Regions from separate parts of the Homo sapiens genome. Here region 2 is linked to region 1. Evidence: read pairs that join two places in POLR2A ChIA-PET (ENCODE). Cell type or tissue: GM12878. All regions are shown on one strand. Each heading gives the region's core, and the rest is flanking DNA. Links, peaks and the distances in the headings are about the cores only.

The links. Peaks named below come from ENCODE experiments on the same cell type or tissue, not always from the same donor. Only the 100,000 strongest peaks of a DNase experiment are listed, where the experiment ranks them.
Region 2: POLR2A ChIA-PET joins it to region 1 with 7 read pairs; 2 of 35 experiments call an interaction of 5 or more read pairs at or near these places.

Annotation. Positions count from the first base shown.
Region 1 is chr1:116,386,020-116,394,414 of GRCh38, forward strand. ATP1A1 (ATPase Na+/K+ transporting subunit alpha 1) reads left to right here. Exons shown (of 23, transcript NM_000701.8): 4 at 1,269-1,472; 5 at 2,112-2,225; 6 at 2,619-2,753; 7 at 2,883-3,000; 8 at 3,420-3,688; 9 at 4,194-4,392; 10 at 4,763-4,872; 11 at 6,835-6,969; 12 at 7,512-7,704. ATP1A1-AS1 (ATP1A1 antisense RNA 1) reads right to left here. Exons shown (of 3, transcript NR_027646.1): 3 at 6,846-7,007. Among named protein-coding and RNA genes, the nearest start is that of ATP1A1, 17 kb to the left of the region's middle. RefSeq lists an enhancer at 4,207-4,266. In GM12878, for the core only: no CTCF peak of the experiment used is centred there; no DNase peak of the experiment used is centred there; H3K27ac peaks cover 1,001 bases.
Region 2 is chr1:116,537,663-116,550,522 of GRCh38, forward strand. It overlaps CD58 (CD58 molecule), which reads right to left. Exons shown (of 6, transcript NM_001779.3): 2 at 6,649-6,942. It overlaps LOC105378925 (a long non-coding RNA gene), which reads left to right and starts at 7,039. Exons shown (of 3, transcript XR_947739.2): 1 at 7,039-7,162; 2 at 9,216-9,298; 3 at 12,723-12,860. RefSeq lists enhancers at 924-993, 7,051-7,280. In GM12878, for the core only: no CTCF peak of the experiment used is centred there; no DNase peak of the experiment used is centred there; H3K27ac peaks cover 2,500 bases.

The sequences.
Region 1 (8,395 bases), core at 3,857-6,356:
GGAGGCTGAGGCAGGAGAACTGCTTAAACCTGGGAGGTGGAGGTTGCAGTGAGCCAAGGTTGTGCCATTGCACTCCAGCCTGGACAACAAGAGTGAAACTCCATCTCAAAAAAAAAAAAAAAAAAAAAAAAAAAAAAAGGAGAGAAGAACAAGGTTGAGAGCGTTTTTCTTGACACAAGCACTTTAAGCTCCAAGAGGAGGCCTCGAGTCAGCTCAGAACAACATGCCAACAGTGACTCTGTGCTTACTTTGTGCCAGGCAGTCTCTAGCCACTTCACATCTCACTTAAGTTTTTATTAGAGTCTTAATGAAGTGTGCTCTCTCCGACCTATGCCCATTACTCAAATGCTGCGGGTCTATTTCTTTACTTATAAAATGAGGTTAATAATGCCTAAAAAAGGATTGTCATGAGAATTAAACAAGTTAATTAAAGCACTGAATTCAGTTCCTGGCATGTAGATAGCACTCAAATGTTTGGTAACATGAGCACAAAACACAGATAAATAGATACTTTAGACAAAAATATTTTATTTTTTTTTTGACTTGTTATTTTGAGAGTATAAAAGTGATCATATTTTCCTCTCTTAATGAGAGCTTATATGTAATTGCCTGCTGTCAGTGAATCTTGGGTTTAAGGCCCATTAGAAAAATAGCAGGCTTTAGTAGAGTGGTTTTTTCCAGTGAGTACTTTTCAGTCAACAGGTTTATTGGGAGGTGGCTAAAATGCACATGGAGGTGAGCCCTTCCCTGCCAGACAAGCAAAGAATCAAGCTGTATATTTAAAACTTGGCTGTTAACCCAAAGGATTTCTACAGGAAGTTTTTTTCTCCTTTGATGTTTGTAGAGGGGTTTTTTTTCCCCTCCCGACAAAATCAATACACAGAAAACCCAAAGCTCTTAATTTGCAAAACTGAATGGATTTGTGAAAATAGATACCTTTTTGGCAGAAATGCAATTTGGCATTAATCCCTTGATCTAAAACTTAGAAGAAACCAGGCTGAATTCAAATTTATTGATGGATCAATTTAAAGAGTTTTAATCTGGGTGTTATGAGTTCCTTGGGCCTATTGTTTGCCTGAACCCTGTGGGGACTGGCTCATCAGCAGAATTATTCATGGAGGAATTTGCTAGGTTTTACCTTGGCTCTCTAGCTTGGGACATTTTGTTTCTTCCTTAAATCCTTATTGCAACCGTCCAGCTACCAGGTAGGTATATTGCCTTGTAAGTGCTGGTACAGTTTGCCTTATTTATATTCCACTGCTTCTCAGGGATTAACATCTGCTCGTGCAGCTGAGATCCTGGCGCGAGATGGTCCCAACGCCCTCACTCCCCCTCCCACTACTCCTGAATGGATCAAGTTTTGTCGGCAGCTCTTTGGGGGGTTCTCAATGTTACTGTGGATTGGAGCGATTCTTTGTTTCTTGGCTTATAGCATCCAAGCTGCTACAGAAGAGGAACCTCAAAACGATAATGTGAGTTCTGTAATTCAGCATATGGATTTGTAGTACACATCAGATATCTTCTCCGTCTTTGTCTCCCACTTCTTCTCAATTACCACTCATTACTTAATGGTTATGAACTCATTACTTAATGGTTATGAACAGCTGTTGCCTTCAAGGCTCATCCATTCTTCCTTCGTTTCCATTTCCTCTCTCTACCACCCACGTTGTAGATGCTCTTACAAGTGGGATGCCCACCTGCATGTGCTGCTGTGAGCAGGCAGCTCTGCTCAGGCCCCGGCCGCCACCCACTGGATGGCAGAGCACAGCGATTCATGTTGGCACATCCACCTGTCCAGAAATGCTTGGTGGCCATTCTTCAAAATCCACAAGTTGGTTGAAAAACAATCTTTGTTTTATAAAGCAGGAGAAACTGATGCATCTAGAACCTTTCCAAACGTCCAGTTAGTGATCAAGTGTTGGTGTGCCTGACTCCATTTCTGACCCTTCCTGTGTGGTCTTTAGAAGGATAAATAAGAAAACATGAGTTCTATATTTCTGAAATCTTGGTTTCTCTATTAAAAATCTGTTTTTTATTCAGTCAAAAAATTAATTGAATGTCCCTAATTATTGTGTAGAGCCACGGGCCCTAACTTGTCTTTTCCCTTCCAGCTGTACCTGGGTGTGGTGCTATCAGCCGTTGTAATCATAACTGGTTGCTTCTCCTACTATCAAGAAGCTAAAAGTTCAAAGATCATGGAATCCTTCAAAAACATGGTCCCTCAGGTACCAGACGCTTTGTCCTTCCCCAGTGGATGACTTGACAGCCCCAAGCATGTCAGCCTGTGAATTAGTGTGAAGTTAAGGTTTTCCAAGTATTACATGACTCATCAGAGAGATGGATGTCTTCTACCCCACCCAAAACCAACCTATTTTCCTTCTATCCAAAAAGTGGTAGCCTTTCTTTTGAATGTAAACTCTGAATACAGGCACACCATGTAACAGCAATATCTCTTAAACTGGCGAGCAAGCTTTTGTAACTTGTGTAAATAAAAAAGTGAATAATATCTTTGTTTTGTATTCAGGTAATTAGGATTATGACTATTTTTATTTTCTTGTTTTGGACACTACCTTCTCTTTGTTGGTATACTAACGGTGTAAATTGTTTCTTTTCCAAAGCAAGCCCTTGTGATTCGAAATGGTGAGAAAATGAGCATAAATGCGGAGGAAGTTGTGGTTGGGGATCTGGTGGAAGTAAAAGGAGGAGACCGAATTCCTGCTGACCTCAGAATCATATCTGCAAATGGCTGCAAGGTAGCTCTTTTATTTTAACAAACCTCATAGCTAGCTCTGCTGTTCGGGCAGCTTGATTTGAGGGGTACAGTAGCCCATGATAAGGCTGGTGTATTCACATGACATTTTTCTTCTTTTCCTCACATATAGGTGGATAACTCCTCGCTCACTGGTGAATCAGAACCCCAGACTAGGTCTCCAGATTTCACAAATGAAAACCCCCTGGAGACGAGGAACATTGCCTTCTTTTCAACCAATTGTGTTGAAGGTAGGCCATTTTTGGGCACTTTGAGCATGGCGTGGTATTTCTCTTGGGCATTAACAAAATCAAAACCATAGGCACAATCTCTTGTTTTATTGGCTCCATTTCTGAGAACTTGTGTCAAGCACAGAGCAGAGGTGTTTTCCTAGCTGGCAGGAAACCTTGTGGCAGTTTCCCTTCCCTCCACCTCCACCCTGCCTCTTCTGTCAACAACACCAGTCTGGCATGGGTGTTGGAGCTGCTGTCCTGCTACTGGAGAGAAGTCCCTTTGCCAAACAGCATGTACAGCCAAAGAGCTGGCCCTTAAAAAGTGCTTTTATCAACTCTTTTTGTTTTTTTAGTCATCCTATGTAATTGTGTAAAATCCGTGGCTTCCTTCAGGTTAGATACAATTAGGTACAGTTCTCCCTCCCCTTCTTTTTAAGGCACCGCACGTGGTATTGTTGTCTACACTGGGGATCGCACTGTGATGGGAAGAATTGCCACACTTGCTTCTGGGCTGGAAGGAGGCCAGACCCCCATTGCTGCAGAAATTGAACATTTTATCCACATCATCACGGGTGTGGCTGTGTTCCTGGGTGTGTCTTTCTTCATCCTTTCTCTCATCCTTGAGTACACCTGGCTTGAGGCTGTCATCTTCCTCATCGGTATCATCGTAGCCAATGTGCCGGAAGGTTTGCTGGCCACTGTCACGGTAAGAGGCAGGTGATGGTCACCCTGACTCAGATCAGCTTGCACGAATGTTACACTCTTCCGCTATCCTATTCTAAGGTATTGCCAACTTATGTTTTATTCTGGATGTTTGATATAGTTCTTCTTGAGAGCCACATCACGTGGTGAATTTTGACAGTGAGAAAACCTCAGCATTTGTTTATACGTAAGATAACCCCAAAGCATACATTTTGCTTTTAAATTATCACGTGGTCCTGAACAGTGCAGTGGAGAAAGGAGAAGAACTTGGGATCAAGTAGGGGGATAGAATATGGTAGAATCCTGTTATTATTTTTCTTAATAGATTGCTTTTCTGGAAGGAAGGGGAAGCCTCATGTATGGGTTCCCCTTATTATTTCTTCAAACTTCAGAAGAAGGTTGGAGAGATTTAATTTTAGACAAATTTCTTCCACATTAGGATATAGCAAGAATCTGTATAGAATTCCAGCCTGGTTGAGTGAAGTAATAATCTTCCTAATATTTTTTAGGTCTGTCTGACACTTACTGCCAAACGCATGGCAAGGAAAAACTGCTTAGTGAAGAACTTAGAAGCTGTGGAGACCTTGGGGTCCACGTCCACCATCTGCTCTGATAAAACTGGAACTCTGACTCAGAACCGGATGACAGTGGCCCACATGTGGTTTGACAATCAAATCCATGAAGCTGATACGACAGAGAATCAGAGTGGTAAGGCCAGGGTTACCACACACCTCAGCCACCTGCTGACTTCGCTTGGTTTTTTTTCTTTTAAGAAATTGCATGAAATTTCTTTTTTTTTTTTAAGCTCATGGCAGCTTTTTCTTTCTTTTTTGTTTTTTTTTTTTTTATCATTTAGTGAAGAGTCAAGGGTATGGGATATTGATTTTTTGCATGTCAGTAGAAACTTTAAATTGCCCTACAAACGTGACTGAAGAATGCCTAAAATGTGATTGGTTTCATTAATTGGGAAATGAGATGTATCACTGCAGATTTCTATGGGACTTTAATAGGAGAACTGAGAACACAGCCTTTGAAGTTAATGCATTGTTGTTCTGTTGTGTTTTCTTGCCTCCATCAGGTGTCTCTTTTGACAAGACTTCAGCTACCTGGCTTGCTCTGTCCAGAATTGCAGGTCTTTGTAACAGGGCAGTGTTTCAGGCTAACCAGGAAAACCTACCTATTCTTAAGGTATGCTCAAGAGTTAACTAATGGAGGGATGTAGACAGCACATGAGAACTGCCATTTGAGTGTTAAAAGTAGCAAATTACCTTTGTGGTCTGTGTGACTGTTCACTGTAGAACACCTGGAGTGGTCTGTGCAGTACTTTGCTGTGTGTAACTTACATTGTGTTGCCTGTAGATCCTGATGTATTATAGGACCCCCTGCTCCATATAGGTTGATTAAAAAGGGAAGATGCAGTAAAAATCTGACCAAAGTGGGAGGGGAGGAGACGGAAGACAGTCTTTATTGGTGAAAAACCTAATTCATCTGCTTTTACTACTCTTGAGTTTATATGTTATCACCTAACCTAGTGGACAGTGAGAGCTGAGGGCTGCAGTGACTCCATAATCGTATTTGCATATTAGGATACAGTAGATTCCAGTAACTCCTTTAAGCCATTTATTTTCCTGAAATAGCTCAGCTTATCTTATCTTATTGGTTCTTAGCTTGTTTACTAATGATGTAAAAATAAGCTCCAGGCCAAAATAAGCCCAGCCTTAGCCTGTGGAATTCTGATGCAGTTTGAAATGATTGAGATTTTACTATGCTGCCCAAGTGAAGATGCAGTCTCAGAAGGATCATGAATTGTACAAAGTCCTGTAGGAGAAGAAAGCTATGTGAGGCTCTCTGGGTCCCACATTCTCTGTGAAGCTGCCTGTAGTAGTTGTGGGTATAAACTAAGTTGCCAAAGGGAATATGGCTTGGATGTAACTCAGATGCCTTCTGTGATGAGGATAGGGTTCATTTATTCTGCAAAGGAGATTTTCTTGGCATTGAATTGATGTTGATTTGAGGATAATGTTGTGTATCTTGAGGATAAAACTTGAGATAAATGTTTCATGTTTTTCTTTACCTCAAAGTGGAAATGTTCTAGGCTTTGAGCATCAGGTCCCACAAGTATCAAATCTTTCCTGATTAAAAAACCCCAGAAAGGTAGCAGAAGCTGTATTCCAAGTATTTCTGGAGTTCGGCCATGTTGATGGCATTATTACTAAAAAGCGGGGAGGGAGAAGCAGCCCTATTCTGCTTTTATTAAAAATGGCTTTTATTAAAATAAGTGGCTTTTATTTAAAATGTCCCCCACTTATTTTGTGTTTCTTTCCAAACCCAGCCAACTTTCTTGCTCTGTGGAGCTGCTATACTTCTGAGCATTGATCTGTTCATCTGCATATGCAGCCTTACATGTTAAGGTTCTAAAAGGTTTACCTATATAAAATTTGTTTACAACTGAAAATGCTTTCAGTATGTCAAAATATAAGTGTGTCATCATGTATCATAGAAAATATGTGTGTCACTGAAGCATGGGCTTTAACTAAAATGTTACGTGGTTCGATTTTATTACTGTTGGAGTTGGTAATAGCTTTCAGTTCACATCCTTCAGGCCCAGTTAATTTTGCACAGTTATGATTAGAATGCACAGTCTTCTACTTTGCCCTTGACACAGGCAGCTTGTCCCCAGTCCTGAGACCTTAAGCATTTTCTTACGAATTCTACGGTAATGAAAGGTGCTATAAATGTTTAATCTCTCACTTGGTATTTTCAGATAAGTAACCAGAAGTAGGTAGTTGGGAATAGCATTGGCTTTGAGACTTTTCAGTAGGCCAGGGGAAGATAGAAATAGACTGCAGTAGGTTGGAAGGGTGTGTTAATACCTCTTCTAGGGAAGGTGACACCTTCCCACACCCTTCTTTCACTAGAAGCTGCTGTGGGGTGGGGAAGGACGTTGGGGTTTGAGTCTGAAGCACTGTGAACAGCAGTGGTCGGGGCTAGAGGGACTCCTGTCCCACTTAACACCGCTGCTTCCTTCTTGCCCATCCTCTGCTACCTCTGACAAGATTGGAATGTGTCTTGAGTTATTTTTCCTGTTTTTTAGTGATGCCTCAGTGAAATTTTTTGGAGATAATTTACAGATGATGTCTCTGTTCACAGCGGGCAGTTGCAGGAGATGCCTCTGAGTCAGCACTCTTAAAGTGCATAGAGCTGTGCTGTGGTTCCGTGAAGGAGATGAGAGAAAGATACGCCAAAATCGTCGAGATACCCTTCAACTCCACCAACAAGTACCAGGTCTGAAGATCGATGGGTACACGGAGGGCGAGGGCAAGCTGGGGGACAAAGAGGGGAGGTACATGAGCAGGAAGAGGAAATATTCTCCCTTTGGAGTTTTATAAGCTTTAGCTTTAAATTTTGCCCTTGATTACCATAGAATGCCATAATTTAGTTGAATATCAGCAGGATAAATGAAGCCTCTTGCAAAACACTGTTGAGCCCTTTTGAATACTTGTGGTTTGGGGTGGGTGTGGGCATGTGGGGAGGTGGCTGGAGGTATGTGTACACAAGTGTTCCCCAATCCCTGTGTTCTGAAATTTCGTATGTTCTTTTTTAATGTGAACAAATGTCAGGAATTTATGAATATATCATAGTGCTCATTTTTTTTTTTTTCTGTAGCATTCAAAGTATGTTACAGGTGTAAGATACTTCAGAGTTCAGAAAGAAGGGATCTTGGGTCTTTTATAGCAAATACTAAATAGTAAGTGAAGCTTTGTTTTCCACCATGGACTGCCACACATCCAACCATCCAATGTTTATGTCTCAACAATCCTTCACAGTTGTCTATTCATAAGAACCCCAACACATCGGAGCCCCAACACCTGTTGGTGATGAAGGGCGCCCCAGAAAGGATCCTAGACCGTTGCAGCTCTATCCTCCTCCACGGCAAGGAGCAGCCCCTGGATGAGGAGCTGAAAGACGCCTTTCAGAACGCCTATTTGGAGCTGGGGGGCCTCGGAGAACGAGTCCTAGGTATGCAGATAACCTGGTAACAGAGTGCCTGGGCACGTTTTTATCCAGTAACCTAGTCTGGTAGACAGTTAACAAGTGATCCTATGAACCTCTATGTCTTGTTGACCTTCCTCTACATCTTTTAGGGGCAATCCTCCTATTTGTTTATTTGCCCCCTATTATTTTGAAAACAATAAGTGCTGAAGAAATGTTCAGCGTATTGGGCTGTGAGAAACAACGTCCTGATGGTTTGCTTCTGACTTGTACTTAGACCTTTGGTCTCATGCTAGTCAGTTCTGTTTGTTTAAAAAAAAAAATGGTGGAAGAATATCTTTCTTATCTAACCTTTGTTGCTGTGGACATGACTTATAAGCCTAATTAAAGTTAATTAATTCTTAGTGTGTCTAAGTTAGACATACTATTTCCTGACTGCCTTGGAATGGGTGTGAATTTACATGAGCACTTATGTGCTCAGCTTAGAAACTAGACTAACGGTAAACTTTTAGTCTAAGATGCTACCTATTTTTTTCTACCCTGACAGCTACTGAGGCTGAGAAGTTCACTTTACCCATTGTCTAATGTATTTGGGAAAGTGGCATTTATAATACTTTGTAGGTTGACAGATACTACATTCATTATTTATATAATGCTTCCTATTCTTCTTAACTTGGGTAAATCTAACTCATGGTATCTTTCGTATGTGTCTATCCAA
Region 2 (12,860 bases), core at 3,790-6,289, 150 kb after region 1:
TCACATTCTGCCATTGTTGCCCTTTAAAAGCCTCAAGGCTAATTACTTTGTCCTATGAGTCATTTATTTGTTAATTCATATGCCTTCTTGCGTCTCAGCTACCCTCCAGCAATTAATCATAAGAGGCCTGAGGAAACATGCAAAAACATATGTAATATACAACAATGGTCATGGTAGCACTGGGATAATAAAGTATTGATACATTATAAACGTCTACTAAAAAGAGCATTTAAGTAAATTTAGGTTCACCAAGATAATGGAATACTATGTTGTCATTTAAAATGATGTTTTCTAAGACAAGTTAATGCTTATGCTCCAATTATAATCTGAAAAATAAAAGCATTTAATGGTTCCCCCATCTTCTCCTCCTCCTGAATTCCTTCTCGCTCAGTTAAATAAAGTACCCAGCCTGCCTTGGTAGAAACCAGAGTCACACACTGACTTCCCTTTCTACTTGGGGCTTCCTAGTTTTTAAGTTTAATCTAGCTCACACAAGTCCTTACATACTTCCTTAAGATTTTCTTTAATTAAAAAGACTTTTAATCATCTTTTAAGCAGTGGAATTTCTCAGAATTAAATCTTCAGTGGCAATCCAATCCAATGGATAAGAAGTTGCTCTAGTTGACTCAAAATTGAAAGCCTAGAGCCCTGCTCTCCTAACTTCCTCTGGTCCCTTTTGCCCACCCCACCCCATAGCAGCCCTCAGGGGACTTCCAAGGAACATGCATCCCCAGAATAGTTCAAAAATGCCTGTTCTCAGTATTTCATATACTTATGCCTGCCTCTGTAACTAGGCTGGGCATTTCTCAGGGGCAGAAAACCAAGCTTTCTACCTCCTTAGAAATGGTCCTTTGAAGCATTTCTCAAATTTTAAGGTGCCTAAGAATCACCAAGGGTGCTTGTTAAAAATACAGATTCCTGAGCCCCACCATCCCAGGTGCTTCTGATGTATGTGGCCTGTTTGTTCTGTTGCAGATTCTAATGTATTGATCTAGCTCTGCCAATGTCTAGTCTTTCATCCAGCACTTTCTGAACTGAACAGAGGTGCATCATCAGCCCCAGAGACTGTGTATCTTTGGAGGGCAAAGACTAGGTATGACTCACCTTTCAACCACAGCACATGACATAATGCAAGGCACACAGATGGCTCCTCACAAGCAGTACAGGACAGATGGGGAGACAGATGGATAGAAGGATAGATTCAGAGAGACAGTCTTCAAATAAAATGTAAATTCTTCTACCCGCTATCTCCAAAGAGGTACAGTATGGTGTTTAGCATGGACTCAGAAGCCCAGCTGCCTGAGTGCATATCCCAGCTTCATGACTAAGAGCCATTTGACATTGGGCAAGTTACTTAAATCACCTTGTGTCTAGGTTTCCTCCTCTCTACAATAAGGACACAAATAGTACTTACTCTATCAGACTGTAATGAGATTAAATGAGTTAACACAGATAATAATCAACATATGAATTAACATGTAGTGCCTGCACAGAGTAAGTACTTAACAAATGCTAGCTGTAATAGAGCACACGGCCATTGGCTGTGAGTTTCCAACTCCAGGAAGCCGAGGCTCCCCGGAGGGTATGTGATATGATGAGAAGAGTCACTGAGTAGGAGTTGGGAGGTTTGATCAAGCCTTAGCCTTGGCCTGCTGTGTGACCTGGGGCCACAGTCCTTTTAGGAGCTGGAAGAGTTTTAAGAAAGCATCCATCCAGGTCTCTTGTTCTACTTACAGAGAAACGGACTCCTAAACTGTCTTATTTTCATCTGTGAAAGGGAATGCTGTATCAGGTCACTGTAAAGGTCAAACAGAATATGACTGAGTGCCACATGCAGGGTTTGTAAAAAAGAAAAGAAAAGAAAAGAAAAGAAAAAAAACAGAATATGAAAGTAATTTCAGGGGAAACATGAAGAAGTGTTAGTATTATCTTCTAAGTTGCTAGAACTCCCTTGACTAGGTAGAAGCTCTTTCTGGCTATCTCATTACACAACAGTTGCCAGATGGCAAAGGTAGAAGTGCCTATCCAACTCATCTAAAAGTGTGCAAGCCTTTCTGCAGCACCTAGATCACAGTTTCTACACCTCAGATCTTTTCCTTCTATAAATCTTTCATATTTTCTTGCTGCCCGTGGGACTTACCACAGCTGTATCTAACAAATATTCGTTATACCTCTACTTTAAGCAGCATTAAACTGGCAAGAAATGTGCCTACTTCCTCCCTAAGACAATTAGTCAATTTATAATTAATGAATTGAGTTCACTGCTGTGTAAAAAATGAGAATTTCTTACACATATCTGATGACATTTTATAGAAATATGTGTATATTTTCACGAATTTTAGTAAAGGTCAAGTATCAATCCAGCCCAGTTAAGGACAGGGCAGTTAATTCTACTTACATAAAAATCATCATCTGAGATGTGATGAAGGTCCATAAAAAGATGGGAAAGGACTAATAAACCTCAGAAGTAGAAATTTTAAGGGGACTTTTGGGTATGGAGGAAAGCCAGATCTCAATGTACACACAGAAGGAAGTGGATGCCCTGAATTTAGGAAGTGCCAGGAAATCCCCCTGTCCAAAATATGCTCACTGGAAGTCTCCTATTAGGTCTGGTGTCTCTAGAAGATTACCAGGTTACTAAAACAAGTGTTAACATTACCTCAAGGAAGTATGACTTCCTCTTTTCTTAAAAAAAAAAAAAAATAGTATGACCAATCATTTTATCATGCAGATGTGAAACCTAGAGTCATCTTATGTCTTTTTACAACCAAAACCTACATCTTGCAGACTCTTTCTTGGACCCTCTATCTACCTGGATGATAGTAGCTTCTAACTTGACATCTCCTCTCTTTAATCCATCATAAGTATGCACCATCACATTAATCTTCCAAAAATGTATTTTATCAAGTCACTTCCTTGCTCCAGTATAGGACACAATGGCTCCCCACTGCTACAAGCTGATGTCCAGACTCTCAAACCAGGACTTTAAGTCCCACACTCAATACTATCAATATCACTGCCTCCTGATCAAAACTCACCTCCCCTGTACTTTACTCCTCTGCAGGCTTCCTAAGGTCTATCCAGTTGGTCTGACTAACAAAACCATACCTTTGCTGAGGTGCCATAGAATATTTTATTTAATTAATTTATTTAGCTAGTTATTTTGAGGCAGGGTCTTGGTCTGTCACCCAGACTGGAGTGCAGAGGTGCAATCATGGCTCACTGCAGCCTCAGCCTCCTGGGCTCAAGGGATCCTCCCACCTCAGCCTCTTGAGTAGCTGGGACTACAGGCATGCACCACCATGCCTGGTTAATTATTTTATTTTTGTAGAGATGGAGTCTTGCTATGTTGCCTAGGATGGTCTTGAACTACTGGGCTTAAGCAACCCTCCCTCCTCAGCCTCACAAAGTGCTGGGATTATAGCCTTGAGCCACAATGCCCGGCCTAGAATATTTTAAATTATTTTAAAACAGTTCATCAAGTTTAAGAGGAGAAATTTATTCAAATGTTTTGAATTAGTTTTACAAACTCTATAAAAAGGGCTCTTAAAATGTGTGATCTAAATTCTGACTCAATCCTCTTGTTTGTTGGCCCTATCTATAAATTATCAGATCCCCAATGTCCATGTTTCAAAGATTCTACTTTTTCAAGGAAATCTTCTAAGAGGATACTTTGACATCTTAGCAAGCTGTATTTGTCTAAATAGAGTCCACAGGGGTCAGACCTCACATAGCCTTGCAAGTCGCTTTACACATTTTAGCTTTAACAGAGTTAGATGGGGCCATTAGAAAGTTCCACACAGATGAGTGACATGATCTGACTTCTGTTTTAAAAAGATCATTCTGGTAGAACCAATACAACTTCCTGGTAGAGTGAATGTGGTATTCAAGAAAAAGAGAGGTATCAAGGATGACATCCCGGTTTCAGACTGACCAGCTGAAAGGATGGGGCTGCCATTAACCAAAAGGGAAAAGATTTGGGGAGGAGCAGCAGGTTTTAAGGGGAAGATAATGAGCTTACTTTTGGACTTGTGATATTTGAAAGGCCAATTAGATGTCTGACTGGAGAGGTACACTGGGCAGTCAGGTATACACATAAGGAGCTCGGCGGGGTACTCTGGGCTAGAGCTCTAGATCTGTACATTATTAGCATTGAGATGATATTTAAAGCCCTGACATGGGATGAGCTCACCCACTGGCTATGAACGCAGACAGAAAAGGAAAGAGACCTAAGGCTTAAGCCTTGATGTTTCCAGTGTTAAGAGGTTGGGGAAACAAGGAAACTAGCAAAAGAAGCTGAAAAGGAATAGTCAGTGTGTTAGAAAGAAATGTGAAGCCAGGCACAGTGGCTCACACCTGTAATCCCAACACTTTGGGAGGCCAAGGCAGGTGGATCACCTGAGGTCAGGAGTTCAAGACCAGCCTGACCAACATGGTGAAACCCCATCTCTACTAAAAATACAAAATTAGCCAGGCATGGTGGTGCATGCCTGTAATCTCAACTGTTCAGGAGGCTGAGGCAGAAGATTCACTTGAACCCGGGAGGCATAGGTTGCAGTGAGCTGAGATCGCGCCATTGCATTCCAGCCTGGGCAACAAGGGCGAAACCCCCTCTCAAGGAAAAAAGAGAAAGAAACATGAATAGGGTGGTATCCTGGATGTCAAGTGAAGACAGTACTTGGAGGAGGGAGTGATCAGCTATGTCAAAAGCTGCTGAGAAGTCAAGAATGACATGGACTGAGAATGAACCACTGGATTTATTAACAAGGAGGTCTAGAGGAGTTTTGGCATAGCAGTGCAGATGAAAGCCTATTTGGAGTGGGTTAAAAGTGAATATAAGGGATCAGAATAAGTGAATATGGACAACTTCTTCAAGGAGATTTTCTATAAAGTGAAGACAGCAGGTGGTGGTGGCTGGAGGGGTACAGGGATCATGAGAAAGTTTTAATGACAGTATATATGTATGCCACTTAAAATGAACCATCAACTTATGGGGGAAATTCTCATCAGGAGAGAGTGGGTAGAAGCACTAGGGTGATATTCCCGAGGACGGCAAGAGGAGGTGGGATCCAGGGCACACGTGGAAAGTTTAACTTCAGGTGAGAACTCAGAAAGTCCATTCATATCAGGAGAGAAAGCAGGGCCTACAGGCTCAGGTATGGGTAGGAAGGTAGGCAGGTGGTGAGAGCTTGTGGAAATTGCCCTCTGATTGCTTATTCTCCTTAGTGAAATAAGAAGCAAAGCCTTCAGCTGAAGAGTCAGTCTAGAGAAGGAGGTATTCAAGATTTGAGGAGAGAAAAAGTAACTGCTAGGAGAGTGGGTAAGTGAACAGGCTAGGAAATACCAACTTAATTGAGGTAAGTGATTAGAGAAATTAAAAGTGCAGGACTTTGTAGGGTGGTGTATTTTTCTGCAACCACATGGGTGTGAGCACAGAATAGGCAAAGCAGCGGACTTAATCTAGCTGTAATCTGGCCATGCGAGTATGACAAGCCAGCAAAGGAGCAAGGAAGCTAAGTGTGTCTGCAACGGACTGAGTCTAGTGAGTGACAACAGCACTCAGGCTGAGTAGGGAGGGCAGCAGGGACATCAGGTGTGTGAAGGACTGTCAGCATCAGCATCATCAAGGACAGGGCATGGTGGTCAGAGTGAGACACCTGACATTGAGGTAATGATGAGTTCTCGGTTACATCCATGGGTAGTGGGTAACGTAGAGGAAAAGATCCTTACAGGAGAGGCGATCAAGGACAATATTGAAAGAATTTTAATTTAAATATTGCAACCACCAAGACACCAGGAATGTCAGAAACAATGAAAATGAGGCAGGCCTTAAAATGACCAAGAAACACTGGCATGTGAGGCAGGGGCCTATACAAGACTGCAACACAAAAGGGGCTTTAGAGACCAGGGAGGAGTGTCAGTGAGAAGCAGGGAGAAATGTGTCCCCTCTCTCTAGTTTCAGTTTAAAATGGTGCAGGAGCTGGGTGTGGTGGCTCATGAGTGTAATCCCAGCACTTTGGGAGGCTGAGGCGGGTGGATCACCTGAGCTCAGGAGTTTGAGACCAGCCTGGCCAACACAGTGAAACACCATCTCTACTAAAATACAAAAATTAGCTGGGCATGGTGGTGCGGGCCTGTAGTCCCAGCTACTTGGGAGGCTGAGACAGTAAAATCACTTTGAACCTGGGAGGCAGAGGTTGCAGTCAGCCAAGATTGTGCCACTGCACTCTGGCCTTGGTAACAGAGTGAGACTCCTTCTCAAAATAAATAAATTAATTAAATAAAATGGTGCAGGAGGAAAAACAATCTCCCCGCTGTGTGGGGAAGCAGGAACTTTATAGAGTAACATCTATCAGTGGAGCCCAAAGAGTTCTAAGCTAACTGCTGTCACTACATCTCTTTCCAAAACATTCCTAGTAAGACAACTGATACTGTTCTCCCCACCTTGGTTAGATTCTCTCCTCACCCAGAGGAATGACAAAGGAATTGAAAGTAGCTAGCTCCTCTATACCAGAAAAGGAGAAAACCCTGACAACAGGTAACATCTAATTCTTTTCTCATAGACCATTAATTTGTGCTAGTCTCTGAAAACAGACTAAAAAAATGGAAATTTGCCATTTTAAACAAATCAACTTATGGAATACTCACCAAGCACATAAAGAAAGAACTTCATGGTATCAGTAATATTTGGCGATTCCATTTCATACTCATCTTCATCTGATGATGTTAAGTTGTAGATAGTGAGGCTACCTGACACAGTGTCTAAATAAACCCTATTTTTAAAAGATGAGAAAGCTCTGAATTCAGAATTTTCCAGTTCTGCAACTTTATCCTTTTGTTTTTTCCATAGGACCTCTTTTAAAGGCACATTGCTTGGTACATGGAAAGTTACATTCCCATACACAACACCATATATTTGTTGGGAAAAACAGCTGATGAAACCTAGGAGAGAAAAAAAAATTGGTTAGAAAAAACAACATGACTTTGGTGGCAGAAATTATTCATCAGGTACTTTTTGTGCTAAGCTGACAAACTGCTGACACAAAATACAGGAAGTAAGAACATGTTTGACCATGTGGAGCTTACTCTTTAATAGAAAACTGGGACCTGCATAAATCCAAGAAATGGACCCGACATTCATGGAGCACCAACCATCTGCCAGGTAGTACGGGCTGGGCTGGGAATATGGGGTTGTTCCAGGCCCTCCAGGAGCCTCACGTGTGGAGAAGACAGGGAGCAGGCTCTACATCAGGGGCTGCATGAGGGGAGCTGCCTGGTCTAGGGCCTCCCCAAGGAAGTCATGCTGGAACTGACATAACGTGCAAATCACTGAAGGATAAAAGGCAGTTAGGCCGCAGGGCTGGGTAGGTGAGTGGGTGGGGAGTGGAAGAAGAGATGATCATACAGATATATAGGAAGCAGCACCCCCAAAGGAAGGCCCTGAATGGAGAAAGAGCATGGTGTGCTTGAGGATACACACGTGATTCCTAACAGCTAGAATGAGGAGGGCAAGGGGTGGCTGGTGGGGAACAAGACAGACAAAGGCCAGCCCACAGCCTATGTGTGCTAAAGTAAGGAACGCTAAGGGTTTGGACTGATCCTAATGGAGAGGAAGCCACAGAAAGGTTTTTAACAAGACTGGCCTAACATAATTTAAGTGTCAGCAGGCTGACTGTCTTTAGAGTAGAGAGCGGCTGACAGGGGCCAGCACAGAGGCAGGGAAATTATAATGAAAGTCAATGCTGTAGCAATGAAGTCCATGGACAGGACAGACCAGAGCAGGGTGTTTGTAGTGGGGACAGACAAGCGGACAGACTCAGGAGATGCTGGAGAGAGAAGTCAACAGGATTCAGTGATGAGGGTGGGGGAAGTGGATGGGACTGTCAGGTCTCCTTGGCTGACTGAGAGGCATCATTAACTGAGATCAGAAACAATGGCTGGGAAGCAAGTCGAGGGTGTGATGAAGATTAAGAACTCAGGGATTGGGTGCAGTGGTGGGTTGGAGCCAGGTCCACCTGCCCTCATGAGCCAATTGTTAGCATCTCTGCCCAGCCCTATTAGGGAACATCTAGTAACAGCACAGAAACTGACTAATGCTTCACATCAGAACCTCCATACCAACCTAGTTGTTAAACATTTATTAGAACCACAAGATTGGGATATTTTTGATACCCCAAAGTGGGTTTAAATGCATCTTGCTCTAGGACTTGTCTCTTGTTAAGAGAGAACAGCAGCTGGGTCCTGTGGTTCATGCCTGTAAGTCCAGCATTTTGGGAGGCCAAGGTGGTTGGATTGCTTGAGTTCAGGAGTTCAAGACCAACCTGGGTAAAATGGCGAAACCCCATCTTTACGAAAAGTACAAAAAATTAGCTGGGCATGGCACACACCTGTGGTCCCCAGCTACTTGGGAGGCTGAAGAGGATTACTTGAAGCCATGAGGCAGAGATTGCAGTCAGCCATGATTGTGCCACTGCACTCCAGCCTGGGTGACAGAGCATGACCTGTCTCAACAAACAAACAAAAAACTGCAGCTATTTTAAGTTAACATTAAAGAGCAATTAAAATTTGACTGAAGTTTTTGCCTAGTAGCAATTAGGGTAATTGAAATAATACAGGGGAAATCAAGAACACTGAATGACCAGTTGTAGACAACTGTGTTAGTAATTTCAGATAAGAAGCAAATATCACCCATTTGTTTATCTACAAGGACTTTTTAGAACCCATCTCCCTTAATTAAGGGGAACTGCCCTCAAAAACACACCAGCATCTTTCCATTGCTTTGCCGATTATGCATTATTTCCTCCACTCAACAGAGTATGTGGGAAGGCACAAGAAAAAGTACAGAATTCAAGGGGTGAGAGTCTACCACACACAATAGTGGAAACTCAAAAATGTCTTATAAATGTAAATGAAACAATGAGTGATAGAGGGCAGGGTGGTGGTGAAAGAGTAGGTATGAGATAAACTGCCATACCCTGGCGGCATGAAGATGTCTTTTGTCTTTCCCAGGGAGAGCTGATGTATCCTGGGCTTGAGAACAGTAGAAGAAAGTAGTCAGGAATGGAGCTAGTGGTGGAGGGAAGTGAGGGTAGAGAAAGGGGAGACTGCAGCTCAGAAGAAATCAAAGTACAGTTGACCCTTGAACAACATGGGTTTGAGCTGTGTGGGTCCACTTACATGTGGATTTTCTTCCGCCTCTGCCATCCCTGAGATAGCAAGACCAACCCCTCCTCCCACTTAGCCTGCTTTAACGTGAAGATAATGAGGATGAAGACCTTTGATGATCCACTTTCACTTAGTAAGTATATTTTCTTCCTTATGCTTTTTTTTCTTTTTTAAATTTTTTTATTACTATTATCTCAATAGTTTTGGGGGAACAGGTGATGTTTGGTTACATGGATAAGTTTTTTTTTTTTTTTTAGTTATTTGGGTGTGATTTCTGAGATTCTGGTGTACACTGTACCCAGTGTGTAGTCTTTTATCCCTCATCCCCATCCCACCCTTCTCCACAAGTCCCCAAAGTTCACTGTATCATTCTTACATAGCTTAGCTCCCACTTGTAAGTTAGAACATATGTTTGGTTTTCCATTCCTGAGTTACTTCACTTAGAATAATGGTCTCCAGTTCCATCCAGGTTGCTGTGAATGCCATTATTTTGTTCTTTTTTTTTTTTTTTTCTTTTGAGACAGAGTCTCGCTCTGTCCCCAGGCTGGAGTGCAGTGGCGTGATCTCGGCTCACTAAAAGTTCCACCTCCCAGGCTCACGCCATTCTCCTGCCTCAGCCTCCTGAGTAGCTGGGACTACAGGCGCCCACCACCATGCCCGGCTAATTTTTTTTTTGTATTTTTAGTAAAGACGGGGTTTCACCATGTTAGCCAGGATGGTCTCGATCTCCTGACCTCGTGATCTGCCCGCCTTGGCCTCCCAAAGTGCTGGGATTACAGACACGAGCCACCGCGCCTGGCCTATTATGTTCCTTTTTATGGCATATTCATATATATATATATCTCCCACATTTTCTTTATCCACTCATTGATTGATGGGCATTTATGCTGATTCCATATTTTTGCAATTGCGAGTTGTGCCACTATAAAGATGTTGTGTGCAACATGTTGTGTGTTGTCTTTTTCATAAAATGACTTGTTTTCCTCTGGGTAGATACCCAGTAATGGGATTGCTGGATCAAATGGTAGTTCTACTTTTAGTTGCTTAAGAAATCTCCATAGTGGTTGTACTAGTTTACATTCCCACCAGCAGTGTACAGGTGTTCCCTTTTCCCACCACACCCATGCCAACATCTATTATTTTTTGATTTTTAAATTACGGCCATTCTTGCAGGAGTAAGGTGGTATTGCATTGTGGTTTCAATTTGCATTTCCCTGATAATTAGTAATGTTGAGCATTTTTTCATATGTTTGTTGGCCATTTGTATATCCTCCTTTGAGAACTGTCTATTCATGTCCTTGGCCCACTTTTTGATGGGATTGTTTGCTTTTTTCTTGCTGATTTGTTTGACTTCCTTATAGATTCTGGATATTGGTCCTTTGTCAGATACATAGTTTGTGAATATTTTCTCCCACTTTGTGGGTTGTGTGTTTACTCTGCTGATTGTTTATATTGCTGTACAGAAGCTTTTTAATTTAAGCCCCATCTATTTATCTTTGTTTTTGTTGCATTTGTTTTTGGGTTCTTGGTCATGACCTTTTGCCTAAGCCAAAGTCTAGAAGAGTTTTTCTGATGTTATCTTCTAGAATTTTTATGGCTTCAGGTCTTAGATTTAAGTTTTTGATCCACCTTGAGTTGATTTTTATATAAGGTGAAAGATGAGGATCCAGTTTCATTCTTCTACACCTTATGCTTTTCCTAATAAGTTCTTTTCTCTAGCTTAATTTAGTGTAAGAATACAACATGCAATGCATATAACATAGAAAATATGTGTTGTTTATGTTATTGGTAAGGCTTCTGGTAGGCTATTAGCAGTTAAGTTTTTGGGAGTCAAGAGTTATACATAAATTTTTGACTGCTCAAGGGGTTGGTGCCCCTAATTGCCATGTTGTTCAAGGGTCAACTATAATTTTGAACTAGAAGAAACTCTAAAAATTATTTAGTCAAATTACTCCCATTTCACTGGTGAAGTGACAAGACACCAAGAAAAATATAAGGCAATTTTATTGAATGCTTACTCTCTGCTGGTTATATGTTCACATTGTCTTGTATTCCTTTTTATCCCTCTCCATGTCTACCTGCAGTAGGTGTTATTAACCCCATTTACAGGTAGGAAAGCAGGCTCCAAGAGGCATATCACCTTGCTCCATGTCTCTCAGCAAGTTTATGGCGGCACAATGACCAGAACACACATTGTCTGACTCCTTGGTCAGTGCCCTTTCAGAACAGCGTGGTCCCACATTCAGGATGGGATTCATTTATTCATTCACTCAGGAAATATTCATTGGGCATCTATTCTATATAAGATCCTTGAGAACAAGACAGACACCGTCCCTTCCTTCTTAGAGTTGACATTCTATTAGGGGAGGCAGAATTTACACAAATAATTAGACAATGCCCAACTGCAACTGTGATAATTGCTGCTAAGTAAAAGCATCAGGTGTCAATAAGAACATTTACTTAGGGAACTAACAAGGGGTTAGGGAAGGCAGTTCCCTTCCCTAAAAGAAGTTCTGAGGCACAAGCAGCAGTTAACTATGCCCAGGAGAGCAGGGCAGGTCCCCATTAAGAGAACAATTATGCAGACCTTGAAGCAGGAGCAATGGCATGAGAAAAGTAGCATAAGCCGAGCTGCATACACAAGCACAGCCAGCCCTTGCAAGGCATCAAACAAACACAATTCTAGTATTGAAGTAAAGAAAGCCATAGAAGAGTTTCAAACAGGATGGGGACAAAATAAGAGTAACTCTTTCTTTAAAAAATGTATTTTAAAACATAAATTATACATAGACACATACATACAACTTTACACTAATGAAAAACGATCATATAAGTATTTTTTCAGTCCTCTTATCTGGGTGCCTTACCCACTCTCTTAACCCCATAACAATCTCCAGTTCTATAATCTACATTAACAAATCAGAATACATCTTTCAATATTTTTCTCTCATATAGTCAAATAGATACAAACATGTATCACATATAATGGATACACACAGGTATAGCTTGAAGATACCGTGGGTTTGGTCCCAGACAACAGCAATCATGTAAATATCAGAGTAAAGTGTGTCACACAAATTTTCTGGTTTCCCAGGGCATATAAATGTTATGTTTACACTATACTGTAGTCTATTAAAGTGTTCAATAGCATTATGTCTAAAAACACAATGTACATATTTAATTAAAAAATACTTTATTGCTGAAAAAAAAAACATGCTAACAATCATTTGAGCCTTCAGCAAGTCCTAATATTTTTGCTGGTGAAAGGTCTTGCCTCAATGTTGATGGCTGCTGACTGATCAGGGTGTTGGTTGCTAAAGGCTGCAATGGCTGTGGCAATTTCTTAAAAGAAGACAATGATGAGTTTTGCTGCATCAATGGACCCTTCCTTTCACAAAATATTTCTCAGAGGCATCCAATGCTGTTTGATAGAATTTTACTCACAGTAAAACTGCTTTCAAAATTAGAGTAAATTTTCTCAAATCCTGCTGCTGCTTTATCAACTAAATTTATGTAATACTCTTAACCCTTTGTTGTCATTTAAACAATGTTCACAGCATCTTCACCAGGAGTATAGATGCCATCTGAAGAAACCACTTTCTTTGCTCATCCATAAGAAGCAACTCCTCATTGGCTCAATTTTCATCATGAGATTGTGGCAACTGAGTGACATATTCAGGCTCCACTTCTATTTT